Regions from separate parts of the Homo sapiens genome. Here region 2 is linked to region 1. Evidence: read pairs that join two places in POLR2A ChIA-PET (ENCODE). Cell type or tissue: PC-9. All regions are shown on one strand. Links, peaks and the distances in the headings refer to the core of each region. The heading gives the core; the rest is flanking DNA. Region 1 holds the start of LOC124903346 (a long non-coding RNA gene). Region 2 has its middle 25 kb from the start of LTBP2.

The links. Peaks named below come from ENCODE experiments on the same cell type or tissue, not always from the same donor. Only the 100,000 strongest peaks of a DNase experiment are listed, where the experiment ranks them.
Region 2: POLR2A ChIA-PET joins it to region 1 with 33 read pairs; 3 of 35 experiments call an interaction of 5 or more read pairs at or near these places.

Annotation. Positions count from the first base shown.
Region 1 is chr14:74,549,091-74,557,090 of GRCh38, forward strand. LTBP2 (latent transforming growth factor beta binding protein 2) reads right to left here. Exons shown (of 36, transcript NM_000428.3): 4 at 6,413-6,603; 5 at 3,802-3,972; 6 at 3,097-3,303; 7 at 1,974-2,260; 8 at 773-875. It overlaps LOC124903346 (a long non-coding RNA gene), which reads left to right and starts at 3,225. Exons shown (of 2, transcript XR_007064265.1): 1 at 3,225-3,323. RefSeq lists enhancers at 2,265-2,928, 2,929-3,593, 6,031-6,531, 6,532-7,032. In PC-9, for the core only: CTCF peaks have their summits at 577 (motif pointing right) and 776; a DNase peak (open chromatin) is centred at 631; H3K27ac peaks cover 868 bases.
Region 2 is chr14:74,629,583-74,645,028 of GRCh38, forward strand. No RefSeq gene overlaps it. Among named protein-coding and RNA genes, the nearest start is that of LTBP2, 25 kb to the left of the region's middle. RefSeq lists enhancers at 1,162-1,811, 1,812-2,460 and a silencer at 5,464-5,758. In PC-9, for the core only: no CTCF peak of the experiment used is centred there; no DNase peak of the experiment used is centred there.

The DNA.
Region 1 (8,000 bases), core at 1-8,000:
CAGGCAAAGGAAATACACACCAGGCTCAGGCCCAGGCCCAGAAAGGAGGCCTGGAGGGAGAAGACAGACAAATGGGCAGAAGCCACACTCACGCACAGGCATCTGGTCACCCTCCTCCCAATTGTGCAACTAAGACTGGGGAGAGCATCGTGAACAGGCATCTTGCTCACTCCTGAAATTGCAGTCCTTGGCACATACAAGGCACCCAGTGAGTATTTGCTGAATGAATGAATGAATGAATGAATTAACACATGTTAGGTTTTTCCCATCGTCCAAAAGAGGGCAAGGAACTAGGGCTCCCATACCCCAAGGATGAGGACATCTAGGACAGACATTCAACCCTAATTCAAAGTCAGGGAGGCTGGAACAGGAGGTAAGGAGATAAAGAGGAGGCCTGGGGGCCCCATCAGGGAGAGAATAAAGAAAACACTGAATCACTGAATCAAGATCTCTGGACCCCTGGCATCTGGGAGGGGTGTGCAGGGGAACACTGAGTGAAATCCCTAAAATCTGATCAAGAATCTCTGCAAGAGAGAGCAGGCCCTTGCAGGCAATCAGATGGAGCAGGCAGGACAGACTGCACCAGCAGAGGGCTGCCAGGAGCCTCAGTGCTGGCCAGAAACACCTTCAAGGCAGGTCTGGGAAGTCTGCAGTTTACCAGCCTGTTCTACCTGCCTGGCCTCTGACATCCTGGAGGGGAAACCCTGGCAGGAGAGGGCAGGCCCAGGGAGAGCTTCCTCCACAACACGTGACCTTGGACTCCAGCACTCACCTGGTCTGGGTGGGCATGGGGCACACAAAGTCACCCCCCAGAAGGCTCCCACACTGCCACAGCAGTCCTCCTGGGTAGTCAGCTCCAGCAGAGGGTTGGCACACTGGAAGGAGAGGCCATGGACACCTGTGACCACCCCCCTTCCCTCCCAGGCTGTGCACAGAGATGTCCCGGGAAAGCCTAGGACACAGAGCTCACTCCCCACATTCTGCCAGAGGATGTCCCCAGCCAAAGAAGGGGAGAAGGGAGTCAGCCCATATCCCAGAAGGAAGCAGAGAAACCTGCCATGCACTCTCCCAGCCCTGAACCTTGTGTGTGGATGGGACACCCCAGACACAAGATCTGCCCTGTGCGGGGCTGCAAACCACCACCCTCCATGGCCCCAACCACAGACAAAGGGTCCTAAAGGAAGAGCTTCCTCTGCCTACCTCCAGGGAACTGCAGGGTCACCCACAGAGTGGGCCTTGTGAGCAGAGCCCCAGGCTCAGGGACACCCCAAGGTGAGAGGCCAGGGATGATCTGGGAATTCAGGGTGTTTACCCCTTGGCTGTCCCACCTCCTCCAGTTCCCTAATCTCAGATAGGGTTTCTGGAAATACCTTAGTTTCTGGAAACTAAGCGGTTTCCTGGCAACCCCAAGAAAAACCATACTGGGTCTGGTCTAACCCCTATTCTTGGGTGCCTGGCCTCAGAAAATCTTCCCTGATTTCCCATTATGAGCTGAGGATGGTTCCAGAGGGCAATAGGAGTATCTCTCATCTTTGTACCACCAGGGCTTTGGGGTTAACCTCCATTTGTTAATTCCACACCTCTGTGACCCCAACTGTAGCCTCAACTGGATAAAAAACTCCTGGCCAGATCCTAACAGCCCCACTGGTCCATGTGCCAGGGGTCATAGGATCAGCATCTCTAGGCTGCCTTCACCTGAGGATGCTGGTGACAGCTCCTCCAGAGGGGAACTTCCTTGGGTCTTCTTCTGTGTGCCTGGTATTGACAAGCACCAAGTAGAGCCCAGGAAGGAGGCCCAGACTCTCCATACATGGACAATTTCATGCCTTGGGTTTTCCCATCTGGGAAATGGGAGAGTCTGCAGACACTCACATTCCATAAGAACAAAGAGGACAGAGAGGAGGAGAAGGGCAGACTGGGGACAACTGCCATCCTGGAAGCATCCAGGGCTGAGGCCAGAGCTGTGTTCTCACCTGTCCGTTCACAGTGTTCAGGTAACACCGGCCCAGCAGTCCTCGAGGCCTGGGTGCTGCTGGGGGCAGTGGCCGAGGGGGCTCTCCAGACCGAGCAGGGATGTTGTTGCTGTCCCAGAGGCTGTGGCCAGGGCTGGCAGGCAGCCAGGGCGGGGGTCTGGTCTCCACGCTGTTCTCCACTAGGGCCTCCTCCACCCCGCCCCGCACCTGGGCCACCTGGTGGATCTGCACTGAGGCCTCGGGTGGGTGGTGAATGTGCACCTTCACCAGGGAGGGGTTCACGGAGGCTGGGCACAGGGGCTAGAGTCAGAGCCAGGGAAGCAGGGCCCCACCCTCATTTCCAACCCTCTGAAGGGTATCCACCACCCCTGGGCCAGGCAGGCCACTGGCTATGTGTCACCCCAAAACTCTCCTTCCATTTCTTTGCTCCCAAGTTAGAACCCCAGAATGATCCCTTGTGGGGACGGGATGAAGTGCAAACTCTGTCACTGAAGGAGCCTCATTATCACATTCCAAGCTACCTTCCTGATTCTACCTCCCCCATGACCCTGGCCAACCCTGGAACTCCAGCCCCCTGTCTCCTGCATGGCCCCACCTCCGTGCCTTTGCTCGTGCCAGTCCCTCTGCTTAACCAGATGCTACCCATTGTTTCAGGCCTAACTGCAGTCCATCCCCTCCACGCAGCTGTCCCAGAGCACTCTGGGCTTAGGAGCCTCTCCATCCCCTGATCCCCTAAAGCATTCTGTATTTTTTTGGCACCTAATAATGGAAGGCAGGGAAAATGAAATGTTTTATGCTGATATTCTATTTCCCATCCATTCTCCCTCTATTACCCAGGCCCATGGATTCCTTGAGGGCGGCACCCTGCCCTTACACTGTTTTGTCTTCCCCAGGGTTCCCAGCACAGGGAAAGGGCAAAAACAAGTCGATAAATTCCGATGGGAGGGGGCTGAGAAGTTGAGGGAATGAAACTTAGCGCTGAGGGCCAGGAGAAAGAGGGAGGTTTGATCATAAAGGAAGGACTACAGGCAGCTTCCCTATCCCTGTCACAGCCATGGTGACAGCCTCCACCCAACTGGCACTCCTCCCAGGGTCCCGCCGGCCCAGCTGTGCCGGCACTCACCCAGCTGGTTGGAGAGCGGCAGTGTGAAAGTGGACTGCTTCAGTGGGGCTTCCAGCAAGGCCCTGGGGCGGGACCCCCTCCCTGGAGGCTCCCTGTCCGGCTGCGGGATAGGCAGGTGGCAGAACTTCCCGGTGGAGTTGGCGGGGCACCAGCATTCGTCCCTGCCGATGCAGCGGCCTCCGTTCAGGCAGGGGATCTGGCAGAAATCTGCAACATCAACCCTCAAGGTAACCAGCGGTGGAAGAACAGCAGCACCCGCTCTGTGGCTGGTGACCACCACAGAGAAACAGGCGGCAGAACCCTGACCCTAGATGGCTCCTGTAGCCCGGAGCCCCCTGAAATGTAGGGACTTTCCACTTCATTCATGTAGAGTGAAGAAGAGTGGATAATAACCAGCCCCTGCCTTCCTGAAAAGTCTATTTAGGCGTTTCCCTGCACCCCACAATAACCTGGGAGATGGGGAGGTGGCATTATCATGAACTCTGTCTCTTCTCTGTTGAGGAAACTTGGACTCAGAGAGGTTATGTGACTCCTAGAGTCACACAGCTAGGCTGCCAAGTGAGGACTCAGCTCCCCATGTGATTTGGGACAACTTGTGGAGCCACAGTTTGGGAGCAGCGGGCTCCAGTCCAAGGCAGGCCTGGCTCTCTGGCCATCTACCCTCCAGGGCCAGCTGGGAACCATCTGAGCAGGAAAGGGACTCACAGATGCGGAAGCCAGACTTGGGATCGTGCCCATGGCCGCCCTGGCTGTACAGGGTGGTGGTGTCGCCCCTCTCACAGCTGTTGGCACAGTGTCCACGGGCACAGGTCTGCTTGCAGATGGTGGGAGTGAAGACGATCTTGATCTTCTTGATTTTCTCCGTGAGGTTCAGCCCTGCAGAGAGAGGGCTTGGGTCCAGGGGGCAGGGCTGAGAGGCACAGCTGTGACCTCCAGAGTCTGGTTAGAAAGCCCCATGGGACTAGGGCTGCATTCATCTCAAGGGCATTTGCTGAGTACCTACTGGACGCAGGGTCCCATCGTAGGGGCAAGGTGATACCTTTGAGAAGCTCGCAGATGTGCCAGCCACCAAGCTCACACTTCATGCACATCAACCCTCTTGAGTGGGTGGTATGTTAGGTTGAATCATTAGAAATTGCCATTTTTGTAGGTTCCTATGGCTGAGTGTTGGTATTTTTCATATATCCAACCTACTGTGTCCATTTTACAGCTAAGAAAAATGAGGCCCAGAGAAGTTTGGGTGCTCAAGTGACGCAGCTAGCAAGTGATGCAGCTGGGCTTTGAACCCAAGGGCAGGGAACAGAATGCAGCCCCAGCTTGCCAGAGAGGAGAGTTTTCTAAGAGAAGAGAAGATAAAGCCTGAAAGGATTAGAGTCAGGTTTTGTGGGGGACCTGATTACCAGAACAAGGATCAGGCACTTTATTTGGTGGGTGATGGGGAAGCTGCAGAAGACTTTTAAGCAAGACATCATGCTGGCTTTGATGTGCTGGGGGGTCCGGAGGCAGGGTGACCACCTGGGAGGTCATGGCAGCAGTGCAAGCTGAGGCCGCTTCATTTCCCAAGAGTGGTGGCAATGAAATTGGGCTATTAATTCAGTACGGGGAGCCTGGGGACAGAAGCCAGAGGCAGAAGGTTGAGGGAGAAATGGGAGGGGAGGAAATTGAAAAAATATGTTTTGACCATGAGTTTGAGAAGCTTGACTGTGAAGGGAGGAGATAGGAAGAAAGCGGAGAAACGTGTGTGTGTGTGTGTGTGTGTGTGTGTGTGTGTGTGTGTGTGAATGAGAGAGCTGTAAGCAATTGTACACGTTGAGGGGAAAGGGCTGAGAGGGTGGGAGAGGGTGAAGATACAGAAGAGGGGGGACAAGTGATGCCAGCGTTCCAGAGGAAATGACAAAGGGTGCCAGAACGTGCCTTAGATAAGAGGGACACCTCCCCCTCAAGATGGCGTGAAAGGAATCGTCAACCATGAAAAGGAATGAAGCACTGATACACACAGCAACATGGATAAACCTCAGAAACGTTATGCTAAGCCAGGCACAGGAACTCACGCCTGCAGTCCCAGTACTTTGGGAGGCTGAGGCAGGAGGATCACTTGAGGCCAGGAGTTTGAGACCAGCCTGGGCAACATGCAAGACCCTATCTCTACAAAACATTTAAAAATTAGCTGGGCATGGTGGTGCATGCCTGTAGTCCCAGCTACTCTGGAGTCTGAGGTGAGAGGATCACTTGAGCTCAGGAGTTTGAGATTATAGTGAGTTGTTATCATGCCACCACACTCCAGCCTGGGCAACAGAGCAAGACTCTGTCTCTTAAAAAAGAAAAAGAGAAGAAAAGAAAATGTAACGCTAAGTGAAAGAAGCCAGACACAAAAGATGGTACATTGTACGACTCCATTCATGTAAAATGTCAAGGATATGCAAATCTATAGAGACGGGAAATAGGTGAGTGGTTGCCAGGGATAGGAGGGGAGATAAGGAGTGACTGCTGCTTAGTGGGTACAAGGATTCTATTTGGAGTGATAAAAATGTTGTGGAATGAAATAGTGGTGACGGTTGCACACAATTATAAATACACTAAAAGCCACTGCAGTGTAGCCTTTAAAATGGTTAATTTTATGTTATGTGAATTCCACTTCAATTTTTAAAATGGAAAAAAAAGGAAGGAGGTGAGCTCAGGCACAGATGTAAACAGGGTAGTGGTGGGTGTGATAGGCAGGAAGTTGAGGAGCTCTCTGGGAGGTGGGGGCATGTCTGTGGGCTGATGGATGGGGCCTCGGGAAAGGAGGGGAGGGGAGGGGAGGCCTGGAGTAGCTGCTCTGAGAAATGGAGGGAGAAAATGTCCAGGCACACAGGGAGGGGTTGTCAGGCAATAACAAAGAGTGTGCCATGGCGTGAATCCACAGAGATTCTGTGGGAAGCAGAGGCGCAGCTGTAGGTGCTGAGGTAACAACTGGTTGGGTTGATCCAGGAGAGTTGGGGTTTGTAGGAGGGATGAGGTGGAACGAGTGGGACCAGGGAGTTGAGGTTCACAGCGGGATATGAGGGAAGCAAAGGCAGGAGGGGATGATAGATTGGGCAGAAATAGAGCAGTCTAGGTCTAAAGGTTGCAACGGGGTGAAGTCCAGGTCCACCGGTTTAGGACCCCTGGACCCCGGCACAAAGCAGGTGCTCAACAAGCGTTTGTTGATTGGCTGAAAGAATGAGGGACAAGGTGACAACTCAGCCCCTCTGTGAGAGCAGAGGGGGAAGCCAAGGTGGGAGAAGAGAGTTCTAGAGGCCCTGCTCTTCTAGGACCCAAGACAGGGTATCCTTACCCCAGGGGGATGAGGGGTGCTCCAGAGGTACCGCCTGTTGGGTGCCATCTCTCTGCTCAAGGCCTGGTCCCGGGGGCAGGGCGTTGGAAGAGAGCTGGCTACTGGCCGTGGCAGTCGGGTGAAGTCGGACAGTGCGGGACAACCCCACGTGCTGCTGGGAAGGGTGGGTCTGGCTGAGGCCACTCAGGGTCCTGTGGAGACAACCGCGGCACGGGGGTTTGCACCCTGGGAACAGTGTGTCTGTGCCACTCCTCATCCAGCCACCCACTCTCTGCCTTTGCACAAGAAAAATGCTCTCTGGCTGCCTTCTCACCCATGTATGGCTGACTCCCAGACATGAAGGTGCCCTGAGGCAGAAGGACTGATCTAAGGCCTGCCGGCTAGTTTTGTAGAAATACCAACCCCTATGTGGAATCACCAGGCTTTTGGTGGGTTATTCCGGGCAAATCACTTAGCTCCTCTGGGCCCCAGGACCCTTAACTGCAAAATGGGGGTGTTAGACGGTCCTCACGTAGCTCTGACATTCCAGAAGTCTTTGAGAACCCACTATGGACCAGCCCCTGCCCTAAAACCAAGTCCTGTACCTACTCCCTACCACTTCTTAATATATCCCTTAATATGAATTACCTGTAGAAGAGGTGCCCAACAAACACACCTTCAAGATTGATTCAGGGCAGAGCCTAGAGTCTCCCTCTCATTGATTTTTATTGTAAGAATAATGTAACAACAATATTCAAGGAGAAAAACATGAATTCATCATCTCCCATCCTAACACAGCAACTACTTTTGCATATTTTCTTTCAACCTTTGCTCACGTATATGATTTTACACTATTGTCATCACCTAGAGATACAATTTTAAATTCCGTTTTTCACTTAACATTAGATCACACTTTACACAATTCAATTTGTCATATTTGTCATGTTCATCGCTATATGATAGTCCAGCTAAAGATGAATCACAACTTATTTAGACATTTACCTGTTACATATTTAGATTTTTTAAAAAGTTTTTTGCTTGTTTTTGTTTTTGAGACCGAGTTTTGCTCTCGTTGCCCAAGCTGGAGTGCAATGGCGCGATCTCAGCTCACTGCGGCCTCTGCCTCCTGGGTTCAAGCAATTCTCCTGCCTCAGCCTCCCCAGTAGCTAGGATTACAGGAGCCCGCCACCACTCCTGGTTAATTTTTTGTATTTTTAGTAGAGACAAGATTTTGCCATGTTGGCCAGGCTCGTCTTGAACTCCTGGCCTCAGGTGATCCGCCCACCTTGGCCTCCCAAAGTGTTGGGATTACAGGCGTGAGCCACTGCACCTGGACTGTTTTTAAGTTTTAAATGTGTACATCCTTACCTATATGACTTTGTCTTCTGTTAAAATATTCCTTTAGTACAGGGAGATTTGTTGTACTATTCTATTTTATTTTGTATATTTGAAAAAATGTTATAGGAAACATCTTGAAAGGATTAAAACTTTAGGATGAGGCTGGGCGTGGTGGCTCACGCCTGTAATCCCAGCACTTTGGGAGGTCCATGCGGGCAGATCACTTGAGGCCAGGAGTTCGAGATCACCCTGGTCAACATGGTGAAACCCC
Region 2 (15,446 bases), core at 4,256-12,255, 85 kb after region 1:
CAGGTTCAAGCAATTCTCCTGCCTCAGCCTCCCTAGTAGCTGGGATTACAGGCACCCATGACCATGCCCAGCTAATTTTTGTATTTTTAGTAGAGACGGGTTTTCACCATGTTGGCCAGGCTGGTCTTGAACTTCTGACCTCAGGTGATCCACCTGCCTCGGCCTCCCAAAGTGCTGGGATTACAGACGTGAGCCACCACGCCTGGCCCTGTTTTGTTTTTAATGCTGGTTGTGACTCACTATGGTGATTTCACAACCCACATGTGCATTTCAATGCCCACCTGGGCTAGAGGTACAGGCTCAGCTGCCGGAGTCCTTAACAGAGGTGGGGATAACTAAGGGCAAACCAAGAGGGTAAGGCATGAAGGAGCAGCAGGATGGGCAGTTTATATGTCCCCAGAAGAAAGGCCTTGGAACCCCTCAGCCTGAAGAAAAAGGAGGCCAAGGGCAGGCTCTGTCAGATCTTCACCTATACCAAGGCGTTTTCTTCATTTGCTTGTTTGTCCCATATAGAAGACAGTGAGCGGTATTCTTCACACTGAGCACAAGAAAAGGGGAGTTGACAAAAACTGCAGTGGAAAATAAGTCAGTGCAACACAGGCTGGGTGGGTGAGTATGTGCAGGGAGTGAGGGCAGCAAGAGATTCTACGCATTAAAAAAGGATCGTGGCCAAGTGCAGTGGCTCACACCTACAATCCCAGCACTTTGGAAGGCTGAGGCAGGTGGATCACTTGAGCTCAGGAGTTTGAGACCAGCCTTTACAACACAGCAAGACCCTGTCTCCACCAAAAATACAAAAAATTAGCCGAGCGTGGTGGTGCATGCCCTGTAGTCCCAGCTATTCGGGAGGCTGAGGTGGTAGGGATCACTTGAGCAGGGGAGGCAGAGGTTGCAGTGAGCTGAGATCGCACTACTGCACCCCAGCCTGGGCAACAGAGTGAGACCCTGTCTCAAAACAAAACAAAACAAAACAAAAAACGGTTCATGTGACGTTTCTTCTTATTAAAGGTAAGGGGAAGTGGGGAAGTCAGTTGTCCAAGAAAACTGGTAAATGCTCAGCAATCCGGGATGGTTGTGATGTTTCCCAGAAGACACTGGAAGGGCTAAGATGATTTGAGGGGGTCCTGTCCAGCCCTGGGAGTTCACTACCTCCTTAGCTCGCCCCAACAAAACCTGCCAGTGGACTTTCACCCTGGCTTGGGGTTGGCTGAGGAAGGTTTGGCTAGATCCACAGGCTGCCCAGGCAGAAAGGCCTCCCCATTTCCAGACCCTGAAAGAGAACCAGGCCAGGGAAAATCTGAGAGAGAGAGTGAGAACCTGTGGAGGGGCCAGGTGTAGGGAGGAGGCCGCACACTGTGTGCTGTATCCAAGTGTTCCAGACTGGGTGGGAAGCACTGGGAGCTGGGGCAGGGGACGGGAAGGGGTCGCTGAGCAGGAGCCGTGAGGTCAGTGTTGGGCAAGAGGCAAGTCTGGCTCCCATCATACCTGCACTAATGAGCTGGAAGCAGACGGAAACGGCACAGCGTGTGAAGGCCAGCAAGGGAAGATCCTCCCCATGCCAGCTGGACGGGAAAAGACCGAGCGTGGTGGAAACAGGGCCTGTCCCCTCCCCATCCCCTGGAATCTCAAGCTAGAGGCTGGAACAGCCAGGAGAAGGGGTTGGGAGGTGAGGGCTGATCAGATGAGGCTGAAACAAGACCTCCTGGGGGAAAGGGGATTAGAAAGATGCCAAGGGACTGCGGCATGGAGGAGAGAAAGCCAAGGGGCTACAGAGGCACCCTGCCAACCCTGGGGAGGGAGGAGGCCCCAGGGGGGTTGTCAGCTGCAGGCACCGGCCCTGAGGAGAACAGCTGGACTGAGCCAAAGGCTGGACAGTTGACTGACTTAAAAGGGCAGACGGAATGGGCAAGTCCATCCTGCCCCGTCAGGGCAGCAGAAATGGCCACAAGTATTCACAGACTGTAAACACTAAGGCAGGGCTTGTCTGGGACTGGGAAGATCTGGCTAGGCCTGGCAGGGGAGAGCCGAGGGCTGGAAGGAGGCCTGAGCCTGGTGACTTCTGCAGTGGACTGTCCTGAGACCCAGGAGGAGGGTCACTTTGGGAGCCCCAAGGATCACTCACAAAGCCTCACTGGAGCCAGGAGCTAGACACAGCTCTAGACAGACAGCAGGGGCTGTCTTTTGTGTGCGTGCAGGGGGCAGATCACCCCAGCAGGTAGTTTTTCCTCTCCGACGTCCAGGATCCAGGGACTCGAGAGTGGCCTTTCTGCCTGCATCCTGGGCATGGTGTTAGAAGTGGAGGGGTGCTGACTCTACCTCCCAGCTCCAGTGGGCCCAACGCAGGTGGATAAATATTTACAGAACATCTGCATTAACCTTTCACAGGCAGGGTGGCCCCTCCCAGTGGCTTTCATATGGACCCTCACCCCCACCCCACCTCTGGTACAGAAAATTCCTACCAGAAGCAGAGCCTGTGGATCCAGTTTGACCCTGTGCACTCCTGGTTCAGCATCAACATTGGCTGCAGGTGAAAACCTAAGGCTGTGACCACAGACAAGTGGCCTCTCCCCTTGGGGCCTCAGTTTATCCACCTATAACACAAGAGGACTGAACCCTCTCTGCACCCAGTGATTTTCATTGATTCCAGCCTTTTGCTCGGCCTATGGTTGCTATGGAAACAGCACAAGGGAATAGTGCACCCCGCAGACAGGGTGGCACCCTCCAGCCTGTGACTATCACGGGCTCTGTCTGCCCAGCATCCTTCCTCTCTTATTCTCCTACCAGCATCCATTTTCCTTTAGGGAACTGCTCTTCCCTTTTCTAGGCTGTCTGATGGAACAGCCAGTTGCAATATTTGCAATGGGGCAAACAACCCAAACTGGCCCAATCAGATTCTCTCCCATGATTTGGCCCTGAAGCAGAGACACACAGTTATAACTAAACCATCCAATCGCAGCTCCCCAAAAAGTTCCCGGGGCTGGGAGCCTCATTACTGCCTACATTCCTGGCATTCTTCCTATCTACTTGTTCAGTTCTTATTTCTATTATGTTTGCTCCTAAAATCTTTGTGGTAACCTTACTCTTTTTTAATGTACAAATGAGAGTCCTGGCCAGGTGCAGTGGCTCACACCTGTAATCCCAGCACTTTGGGAGGCCAAGGTTGGAGGATCACTGGGCCCAGGAGTTTGAGATCAGCCTTGGCAAGATGGTGAGATTCCATCTCTACAAAAAATCAAAATATTATTCAGGCGTCGTAGCACACACCTGTGGTCTCAGCTACTTGGGAAGCTGAGGCTGGAGAACTGCTCGAGCGCGGGAGTTGAAGTCTGCCATGAGCCATGATCTCGGCACACACTCCAGCCTGGGTGACGGAGCGAGACCCTGTCTCAAAAAATAAATTAATAAATAACAAAAAATAAAAATTAGAATCCTTATTGCTCATAAGAAAAGAACTCTAGCTGGGCACAGTGGCTCCCACCTGTAATCCCAGCACTTCGGGAGGCCAAGAGGGGTAGATCACCTGAGATCAGGAATTTGAGACCAGCTTGGCCAACATGGTGAAACACCATCTCTATTAAAAATACAAAAGAAATTAGCTGGGCATTGTGGCGGGCACCTGTAGTCCCAGCTACTCAGGAGGCTGAGGCAGGAGAATCACTTGAACCCAGGCGGCAGAGGTTGCAGTGAGCTAAGATTGTGCCACTGCACTCCAGCCTGGGTGACAGAGTGAGACTCTCAAAAAAAAAAAAAAAAAAAAAAAAAAGAACTCCAATTTATATACCAGCTGAGAGAGACAGGCTAGGTGGACTCCAGCCCTCCCTGCTTTGCAATCCTAGGGCCATGGGCTCAGCTCTCCCACAGCATTCAGTTCATGTAGTCAGCATGGTGGGTTTGGCTCTGTTTGCTCAACAAGACTGCAAACATGAACAGCTGTATCTCAGACACCTGACTCAGAACCTTACACACACTGGAGGTGCTTAGTTGCATGGAATTGTGATCTTACAGCTTGAGGCAGGTAACTCCAGTGGGAACAAAACTTAATGAGTATCAGGGGATAATTCCCAGAGAACCGATATAAACAGCTGCCCAACAGACCAGGTCTGGGACAAGGCAATTCCCACTGCATCCAAGTGACGGATAAGTGCAGGGGAGAAGGGGTCAGGGTTCATGGCAGGGCGTTTTAGGGAAAGTCTACTCTGCCCCCTGAAATCTCTCTCCCACCTCTTCACGAATACTTCTGATTTCTGAAACAAGATGCTAAGGCACTCGGTCAGCACTTAGAAATGCATCTGCCCAAGAGGAGATCAAAGAGAATGTTTTCATTTACTCTGAAGTATAAAGATTGGGTAAAGACCCAGCACGGTGGCTCACACCTGTAATCCCAGCACTTTGGGAGGCCAAGGCAGGTGGATCATGAAGTCAGGAGATCAAGACCATCCTGGCCAACATGGTGAAACCCATCTCTACTAAAAATACAAAAATCAGCTGGGCGTGGTGGCAGGCACCTGTAATCCCAGCTACTCGGGAGGCTGAGACAGGAGAATTGCCTGAACGCAGGAGTCAGAGGTTGCAGTGAGCTGAGATCGTGGCACTGCACTCCAGCCTGGCGACAGAGTGAGACTCCCTCCCGCCGCCCCCCCTCCCAAAAAAAAGATTGGGGATAGACTCTTTCCTAAGCGTTCTTGACAGGGGAAAAAGGTTAGGGGGCATAAAGGTTTTCAGGGTGTGGAAAGTAAAAATGGATTTTCAGGTAGAACATGAGAAAGAGAAAGGGCTGGAAAAGAAGGCTGGGATACAAGCGTATGGGATACACATCAGCTTTGGCTGCAAGTTACAGAAGCTGGCTCTGGCAAACATAAGTGGCGAAAGAGAATTTGTTGGAAAGATACATGGTACTGAAGGAGGCCTTCAACACTCAGGCCTGAGAAGGGACCAGGGCAGCTTTGGGGGTCTGGGTAGCGGGAACTCATGAGCTGTCTGGCTTTGGATGATTCTAAAGCAACTGCCTTCCATTATGGGTAATGACTCCAACTCAGATTCAAATTCCCCAGGAAAAAGTCTGACAGATCTTGGGTCTATGCTCACCCTTTGAGAATGGAGGGTTGGGAGAGTCCTGTGGCTGGCAGCCCCACCAGGAATGCATGGAATTGGGGAGTTTGAGTTTCCCAAAGGAAAGCTGAGTTTCTGTTACTCAAGGAAGGGAAGAAGTGCTGGGCATATGTGCACAGCAGATGTTCTCTACACATGGGATGTCAATTGAGAGAGGTGGGGGATGGATGGGGTGGGGGATGGGAATTTCCAGGACGCTGCAGAACCTGCCATAGGGGCCAAGGCTCCTGCCACAGCCCTGGATTGCATCTCCCTCTCCTCCTATAAAAGCAAGCTCAGGAAAAGAACATTGTTTCTGTTCTTGACAGCTCCATAGAATTGTCTCCTTAGCTTCCAGTCACGCTCAGCTCCTGCTAGAATAATTACCACCCACCTGTTCTCCATACAAGAATTCACAGCCAGTGGACACACATCTGGCCTGTAAAAGACATGCTTGGAAGTCTCCCAGGCTGCTTGGAACAGGCAGGAGACAACACAGGGTCAGCCACTAATTCAAAGGCAAGGAAACAGCTGGCCTGAGAGCTATGGTCACTGGAGCCTAAGTGGCAGCGAACTCCTCCCCTGCCAGGCAGCTCAATGGATGTGGGACAGGTGTGTCCTGAGACAAACAAACCCCCTGAGACTCAGAGGAGGTTTGAGTGCTGGGCCCTGTCCTCTTCTTCCAGCACATGGCTGTCTTCCCCACCCCCATCTGCTTCTCTAGTGGGTGGAGGGGGCTAATACCCTGCCTTTCTTGGAGTTCCTTTATTTTTCTTCCCATTACTGTTTACATCACTCCCTTCTAAACACCATGGAAATTAAGAAAAGGCCAGGTAAAGTTTTAATGGGGAGGGCCAGAAATATTTTGGTGGTGAAGGTAATTGCATCCAAGTTTTAAGGATGTGGATGCAGAATTGGAAGGGAGCAGGGCGCGGTGGCTCACGCCTGTAATCCCAACAATTTGGGAGGTCAAGGCAAGTGGATGTCTTGAGACCAGAAGTTCGAGACCAGCCTGGCCAACATGGTGAAACCCCATCTCTACTAAAAACAAAAATTAACCAGGCATGGTGGCACACACCCGTAATCCCAGCTACTCAGGAGGCTGAGGCAGGAGAATAGCATGAACCCATGAGGCAGAGGTTGCAGTGAGCCAAGATCGCACCACTGCACTCCAGCCTGGGCAACTGAGCGAGACTGTCTCAAAGAAAAAAAAAATGGAATTGGAAGGGGACTGACTGAGAGAGCCTCTAGGCCAGCGGTTTTCAACTTTTTTTTTTTTTTTTTTTTGAGCAAAACCTTTGTGCAGTGTTTCAGCATTCAACAAATATTTACTGAATGCCAACTCTGTCCCAGGTGCTGTGCTAGGGGATACAGCAGCATGCAATCCAGACCTGATTCCAGCCCTTGTGAGCATACAGTGTAGTGGAGGAGACAGACACTGGGAAAATAATTAGATAAGTAGATCAACAGTGAGCTGCAATTGAAGTAGAGCTAAGAAAGAGACGTATGCAGCTAGATGACCTAATACAGACTTGGGAGGGGATTTGGGGAAGGTATCCCCAAAGGAATGACATTGGAGCTGAGATCTGAAGGGTGCACAGAACTCAGAAAGGAGGTATGGAGGAGGACGGTCAGGAGGAGATGTCATAAGATCCTGGAGGTAGGAAGGCTCTTGTGCTGGAGGAACTCACAGGCAAGGCAAGCAGAGTAGTGTGGGATGCAGGGGCTAGGGATTCAGGGACCAGACTGCCAGGGGTTCAGGAGTCAGATCCAAGATGTGAACAGGAAACTGGGGAGCTCCTGTGGCTGGAAAGGGGCCCGCCCTTGATCTCTCCCCAAACACCCCAACACACATACTTCCCTTTGCCTTATAGCCTCTGAGGCATCTTGGAGGAACGTTGGGGCTTGTCCGAATACCGCTTGAAAACCACAAATCCAGCCCTATTGCCATTTTCAGATGTGAAGACTGAGAATCAACAATTGCCCCCTCCCAGTGCCCTCTCTGTTAACTCTGGGCAGCTAATCCAGCCTCCCTGGAGAGAGTGTGATGCGGTGACAGACTCTGAGGACACTGCAGACAGCTCAGTGTTTCAGGAATGATGGGGACAGCCTTGAGAGCCAGCCCAGGGCTCTGGCATGGGGAATGGACCCCAAAGATGAGAGGTTGGCCCAGTCTGGGGCACTCAGTCTTTTCTGCCTGTGCTGGGAGAGTCTCTGACCCTCTTAGCCCATCCCCATCATTCATCCAGAGGCGCAGGCAGGCCGCCTGCCAGGATAGCAGATCCCACTCAGCTCTGGCCTCAACATTCCTCTCCCCGCCGGGGGGAAAGGTCAAGTGTAGGATATTTTCCCAAGCCCTGGAGAACAGCAGCACCTCCTGATATCTACAGCTACTACCCAGCTTGAAGGGCAACTACCAGGGCAGACAGGCAGGACGGGAGAGCAGTCAGCTGGCCCTCTAAGCAGGGCTGCAGGGGGAAGGGACTGGGGAGGCAGGGCCTGAAATATATCAACAACTTCAGCCCCAAGAAGTAGAGTAGAGAGTGGGTGATGGGAAAAGGGCTTGCATGGCAGGGGTCTGAGGCTGAGGCTCCGTCTGCCTCAGGAAGGCTAAAACGTTCCTGCTTCAACCCAGCTGGTCCTCATTTAACTAACTCCAGGGTCTGGCCTCTCTGGAGACCCCCTGCTGGCCCGTCTGCAGCTCCTGGAGCAGAAGCCAAAAGCAGCCACCAGCTTAGAGACAGCAGCTGAACCCAGAGCCCCCCAAGCAGGAGACAGGCAGTGCAGGCATTGCAGGCCCCTTTGCAACCCTGCAAGGAGTCAAAAGCCAAGTAGGTGGGGCTGGGGGGAAGGCTTCAGAGATAAAGAAGGCAGAGGCAATTGTCTCTAAGCCAGATCAGGAGCAGCTATGGAGAGAAAAATCTCTTGGAGCCTGGAAGGTGGTTTCATCAGTCAAGGCTGTCCTAAGGCAAACTATGCAACAGTAGCCTCCCTTCTTCCCCCGTCTCCCTTCTGCCCCTCATCCAGCACACTGCTCTGTGAGCACTGGGCACTTGCCATCCTGCCATCCTCCCCCAGGGGAAGGCAGGTACAGAGGAACAAGGGAGCAGGTGCCAGAAGGCCTGAATTCAAATCTAGCTGCTCCCTATTCTAGCCGTGTGACCTTCGGCAAAGATCTGAACCTCTGAGACTCTGCTCCTGCTTCTGTAAAAATGGGATGGATAAGAGCTATGTCATAGGACTGTAGAAATGATTGAATGAGAAAATGAAGGTAAAGATCTTAGGTCTTATTGAGTTTGCCATGGATACTCCTCATGGGACAAGAGAGAGAGAAGGGGGAAGTGGGGAAGTACTGGGGACTGTTGAATGATCCAAATGGGATGCCTGATGAATGGGGCAGCTCCCAAATGTTTCAACCCTGTTTCCAAGGTAGAGGCTGGGCCAGAGAGTGGGTGGTGAGGGCCTGAGGTAGGGAAAGTTATTCTGTATTGAAAAGAAAACAGAGAGAGGAAGTCAGATCTCACGACGTGCGTCAGCCAAGAGCCTGGGCAGACAGTGTCTCCTCCAGAGGAAGGGCTGGTACTCCGGCACTCTGTTGCCCTCTGGCAGCCGCTAAGCTCCTGTTTTCCTCATTAAGCTGTCCGCAACCTGGCCCCCTTTACACTGCTGATAAGGGCCAGAAACAATTCAGAATCCCCAACAGATGGCATCTGTGGTTTTCAATGTCACCTCCCGATGGAATCAACAAGGTGGGGCTGAACTCAGGTGGACTGCAGGGAGTCAGGGCAGAAAAGCACCAACTCTGAGGGGTGGAGTCCAGGATTCGGGAACCTCACTGTGTGCCCAGCGATGTTAGGCCTCGTGGACACATAAAATGGTAAAAGCTAGTATTTGTTGGGCACACACTATTTGCCAAGCTTTGGTGCTAAGCACATAAGTTTATTATCTCATTTAATCCCCATAACAACCCTACGAAGTTGATAGCATTATTATTCCTATTTTATAGGCAGAGGAACTGAGGCAGAGTGCCTCAGGGGCTTATAATTTGTTGGGGAGTCAAGAACACAGGTTAATACCCCCAAGGGAGAAGAGAACAAAATCTGAGCTGTTTCTCACCATCCCAAGTGGCCCTGTCCTCAGTTTTGCATCACTGTCTGCCTCAGTTTCCCCAGATTTCCAGCTACCACCATGGTGGCTGAGCTCAAAAGGCAGCCTCCAATCACTGTTCTAGGGATGGACATGCTCATTTTCCCAAAGTTCAGCCAAGGCAGAATTTGTCAAAATAAGTTTATCTAGGAAACGTAGAAGAGGATGGAACAAAATAATATAAAAAGCAAATGCTCTGGGAAGAGAGCAGCTTATGAGGCAGTTTTCATGTCCCAAGATGAGGAAAATAATAATAGCTATTGGTGTGCCAAGTATCAGACACTGTGCTATGCTCTTGATTATGTTATTTTGTTTAATCCTCAAGGGGACTGAAGTATTACACAAGCATTATTGTCCTCATTTCACAAATAAGGGAACAGATGTTCAGAGAGGTTAAGCAACTTGTCCAGGTCACATAGCTTGTAAGGAATAGAGAGCTAGGAGTCAAGCTTGCCTTTGCTTTTAACAATTTAAATAAAGGAGACAGGCATGGTGAGTACAACCAGCTGACAACCAGACAGGCCTCTTGCTTCCAGGCCCCATTTAGGTCTAATGGAGAGATTTGACTGAACAACCTAGATCCTAAATGGCAGGTTTTCAGGATAGCTCTGCTGATCCTCCATCTGACAGATTTTCAGATCTTGCTCAGGAAATAATCAGAACACTTTTCCTACTGGACAAGTCTGGAAAAAACCTTGGCAAATCTGTACCCTCCAGTTCTCCTAGTCCCCATTTACACAGCCCAAAACAAAACAAACAAACAAAACCCAAAACACCCCAATAAATTAAAACCCTGTATTTGCACTTGCACTTCATTTCAAATGAAGTACACGCCTCATGGCCAGGCACAGTGGCTCAGGCCTATAATCCCAGCACTTTGGGAGGCTGAGGTGGGTGGATCACGAGGTCAGGAGTCCAAGACCAGCCTGGCCAAGATGGTGAAACCCCGTCTCTACTAAAAATACAAAAAAATGTAGCCGGGTGTGGTGGTGGGCACTTGTAATCCCAGCTACCCGGGAGGCTGAGGCAGAGAACTGCTTGAACCCAGGAGGCGGAGGTTGCAGTGAGCTGAGATTGCACCACTAAATTCCAGCCTGGGCAACAAAGTGAGACTTTGTCTCAAAAAACAAACAAAAAACCAAAACAAAACAACAACAACAACAAACAAACAGAAAAAATACCAAATTACCCTCATAACATGCTACAATTTCCACACTATTTCACTGGTTAACTGATGGTTCTTCAAGCCCAGAGATAATGTGAGTAAGCCCGTAACCCAGTGCCTGGCAAGAGATGCGTTGTTGCTGCAATTATCATTAAGAGACCTCTTCCTGTGTTCACATCAGCAAGTCATCCCTGATACCCTTGGAATAAAGCAGTATGAAATTAAGTACTAATTGAATGGTTGATATCAATAGCTATTGATAAGTAATATTTATTAAGCAGCTACTGCATGCCAGATTTTAGTCTATATAGCTTTACACGCATTATCTCTTTTAATCTTTATAACAACCCCATGAGATAGGAATTATTGTTACTCCCTCTGTTTTAAAGACAATGAAACTAAGGCCTGGAAGTACTAAATAATTTGCTTATGGTCACACAACACCCAGATGGCGGGAGTGGGATTTGAACCCAGACAGCTAAGTTCAGAACCTGCACCAGTAACCTCTTTCCTCTCCTGCCTCCCGTGATGGGTTTGACAATAGGATACAGAGGGTCAAAGAAAGAAGATGTCCTTGTGTGCTGGGGGAGTTGGGGGAAGCTTCCTGGAGGGAATGGGCTCTACTGGACTTGAAAGAAGGACAAGAGAAGTGAAGCAAAACAGACATCAATTTTAGGCTGGAAGATGATCCTGAAGTCTCATGGGACCCAAAAATGGGACATCAGGAGAGCTCTCATCTTTGGAACATGAGGGATTGCTTATCCTCTGAAGCAGTGTCATTTGGCCAACTTGTCAGTCCAAGGAAGGACTCAGAGCTTATCAGGAACCTGTGGGGTCTGCACTGGGTCTGTAGCATCAAAATAGAGGAGGAGGACAGCAACAGATCTCCTGGGAGGCCCTGGGGATAGGGCCAGGATTAGATCAACTCCCTGCCATCTCCATACTGATCACAGGATTTGCTTAGAGGAAGTTGTGTTTGGTTTGCTGTGACCATGGCAGGGTTGCCCCAGCAGGTATGGATGCAGAGGGGCTCAAGGACCCACAAGTCTGTAGGAGTTCACAGAAATCTTAGAGAGAAGCTTCAACTTCACTTAAGCCACAAAAATATTGGGGGCTGGGGAAGAATTAAATTCCAGGCTAGGTAGGCTCCCAGCTGACACCATGTTAGAGTCTTCCCGCCCACCACCCGCCAAAGGCATGTCTGGGAGGGCCAAATGAGACATACCTGGCACGTGGCAAGTGCCCTTAAAGGTTCAGCAACTGGCTGGGCGTGGTGGCTCACACCTGTAATCCCAGCACTTTGGGAGGCTGAGGCAGGCACATCACCTGAGGTTACCTGAGTTTGAGACCAGCCTGGCCAACATAATGAAACCCCGTCTTTACTAAAAATACAAAATTTAGCTGGGTGTGGTGGTGCATGCCTGTAATACCAGCTGCTTGGTGGGAGGCTGAGGTGGGAAAATCACTTGAATTCGGGAGGTAGAGGTTGCAGTGAACCGAGATTGCACCACTGCACTCCAGCCTGGGCGACAGAGCAAGACTCTGCCAAAAAAAAAAAAAAAAAAAAAAAAAAAGATTCAGCAACCTTCTCCAGGCCCCATCTTTCAGAGCTCACTTGCTTGGCTGTGGATTACAAATCTGTCAACCAGACTCCCAGATGCCACCTGCTACCTGTTTGTGAACACGCACATCTTCCTGCACAGTCCCCTGTGTGAATATGTGTTACAAACCTTTCCAGGAAGCAGAGTTAAACTGAGAAGATTCTATCTGTTCGGGTCCCAGCGGCCCACAGTATGGCCTCCCTGGACTTAAAGTCTAGAATGACTTTGCATGGATTGAGATGCTATGAGGGTGGAGTGTTATGAGAGCTTGCCAAGCTGAGACTGGCTGGGGAGGGGACATCACAGGTACTCTTAGGAGGCCTGAGAATCCGAACAAAACGGTATCACTAGGCAGAATGTGGCCGAAGCTACTAGTTGGGTGCTGAGCATAGTTCGGCAATTTTGTGAGCATATTTGTAAGAACATATATGTTTATCAGTAGAAATAATGCACTGTCTGGGTTGACTGGCTCTGTTTGTGTACATTCTTGGATCCCAGAGAGCCCTGGGGAGCAATACATCACACAAGCATTTCTCGCCTGAGAGCTGGTCAGAGGGATCATTCCAGGGAAAGCTGGGCTGGTGTTGACCAGCTGAGGTCTGAGAGAGAACATGTGTGCACCCCAAGGCCAGGCCTGGCTCTCATAAGCACTGGTGGAATTTCTGAGTGCATCAGTTACTCTGCACCTGTCCCTTTACACTTAGCCCCAGCCTGGCCTGGCCCGGCCCAGCAAGTCTGCAGCCAGAGGTAGCCTGGAAAGAACTGGCCAACGCTTTCGAGAACCAGGCTGAGGCCAGAAGGCACGCAAAGCCTGAAGGATTCCTCTCTGCTCAGGATCCCATGTGAGAAGTCTGGGGCTCCTGTCACGTATGTTCTCAGCTGTCACCGCACAGCTCACTTTCTTTTATCATGGCCACGTGTGTGCATGTTTTGCTCTCCTACTGCACTTCAAGCCATTGTTACTCAATGTGTGGTCCGTGGGCCCATAGCATCAGCGTCAACCAGGAGCTTGTTAGAAACACAGAATCTCGGGGCCCATCACAGACATATCAGATCACAATCTGTATATTAACAAGAACCCCAGTGATTTGAATGCACATTAAAGTTTGAGAAACACTGCTACTTGAAAGCAGGAGTGAACCTTGTCACGGTGATCTTTGTACAACTAAGCTTTTGTATCCCAGATGCTTGGTGGTAATTAGGTGCTCAATAAATACATGTTTTAACATTTCATTTTGAAATAATTATAGACTTAGAGAAGAGTTGCAAAAATAGTACAGTGATGTATGTGAACCACTAATACTAACAGCTTACATAACCAGAGTACAATTACCAAATTAACATGGGAAATTAACATAGGTATCATTAACCAAACTACAGGGCCTTTTCTAATTTCCTCTGTTTTCCCCATGTCCCTTTTCTGCTCTCAGATTGCTCAGGGTATTTAGTTGTTGGGTCTCCTTAGTCTCCTCTAATCTATGGCAGCTCTCTAGTCTATCCTTGTCTTTCATGACCTTGACTCTTTTAATGAGTACCCCTCAGTTATTTTGTAGTCTATCTTTCAACTTGGGTATGTCTGCTGTCTTCTTGTGATTAGATTGAGGTTATACACAGAATAGAGGTGATGCTGTGACCTCAAGGCATCGTCTCAGGGGATACGTAATGTCAACACATCTTATTCCTGGTGATGTTAATCTTGATCTCTTAGTTAAGCTCATATATGCCGGATTTCTCCACTGTTTCTCCACTCTAAAATTACTACTATACTTCCCTCTTTAGTTAATAAGTATATTGGGGAAGATAATTTGAGACTGTGCAAATATCCTGATTCTCCCACTGATTTGAGTGGCCATCACTGGTGGATCTTATCAACAACTTTGTTTTTGTTTTTGATTTTTGTTCCTGGCCGACAATTATTACTATTGTGTCTGCATAGTGGTGATTCTGTATTTCCCTCCTTTCTTCTATATTTATTAATTGAAATTCTTCTGCCAAGAAGAGTTGTTACTTCTTCCCCATTTTTTTAATTCAATTGCTTATTTCAGTAGGGGCTCTCGGGTATTTATTGTATCCCAGGGGTTATAATTCAATGTTATCATTATTTTATGTTCTTGCTTAAACCGTTCCAGCCACTGGGAGCTCCTACAAGTTGGCTGTTGTGTCCTTTCAACATGCCCATCTTTTTCCGAGTACTTCCTTATTCCCTGGTACCACAAGATGTTTCAGACTCATCTTGTTCCATATAGTTTGAATGAATGAATGGGAGAATGAAAAAATAGGCTGTATGTATAAACTCAGCCTTCCTGTGATTCCCCAACTAAGAAGCTGTATTTAATTCAATTCTCAGCTGGGAGGAAGAACGCATGTTCAGATGCCCCATAGAATCACTCACCTCCAGCTGGACATGGTGGCTCACACCTGTAATCCCAGCAGTTTGAGAGGCTGAGGCTGGTGGATCACCTGAGGTCAGGAGTTCAAGACCGGCCTTGCCAACATAGTGAAACCCCATCTCTACTAAAAATAAATAAATAAATAAATAAATAAATAAATAAATAAATAAATAGCTGGGTGTGGTGGCACGCACCTGTAGTCCCAGCTACTCAGGAGGCTGAGGCAGGAGAATCGCTTGAGCCCTGGAGGCGGAGGTTGCAGTGAGCCAAGATCATGCCATTGCACTCCAACCCAGGCGACAGAGCAAGACCCTGTATTTAAAAAATAATAACAAACAAAAAGCAACAGAATCACTCACCTCCACTGTTCTGTGAGCCTCGAGTAAAGCTGGAGAAACTTTTAACCTAAAGACAAAGGAAACTGTATCCGTGGAAACTGTAGGCTGGAAAATTGGCTTGCCCTGAAAGTCCGACTCATGGACTTGGCACATCTACCAAGCAGTATGAGATAGTGCTTAAGAGTGGCTGTGCTGGAGCCAGATGCCTTGGTCTAAATCCTTATAGCCACTTACTGTGTAACCACCTCATGCCTCAGTTTCCCCATCAGTAAAGTGCAGGTGATAATGACAGTCCTGGCCATGGATTTGTGTAATTACTGAGTTTACATATACAGATTGCTTAGAACAGCCCGTGATACATGTAAACATTTAATAACCATTAGTTAGGAGTCTGATATTTCCAGCAATTAGCTCATCCTGCTAAATTCATTCAGCAATTGCTTATTAAGCATCTACATCATAGTACACACTGTTGCGAGTCCTGGGATCTCAGCAGTGAACGAAAGTGACATCACTGCTCTCACAGAGCATACATTCTTCTGGAATAAAAATAATCTAACCAAATAACAGACTACACTACTTTTTTTTTTTTTTTTGAGATGGAGTCTCACTCTGTTGCCCAGGATGGAGTGCAGTGGTGCCATCTTGGCTCACTGCAAGCTCTACCTCCTGGGTTCACACCATTCTCCTGCCTCAGCCTCCCAAGTAGCTGGGACTA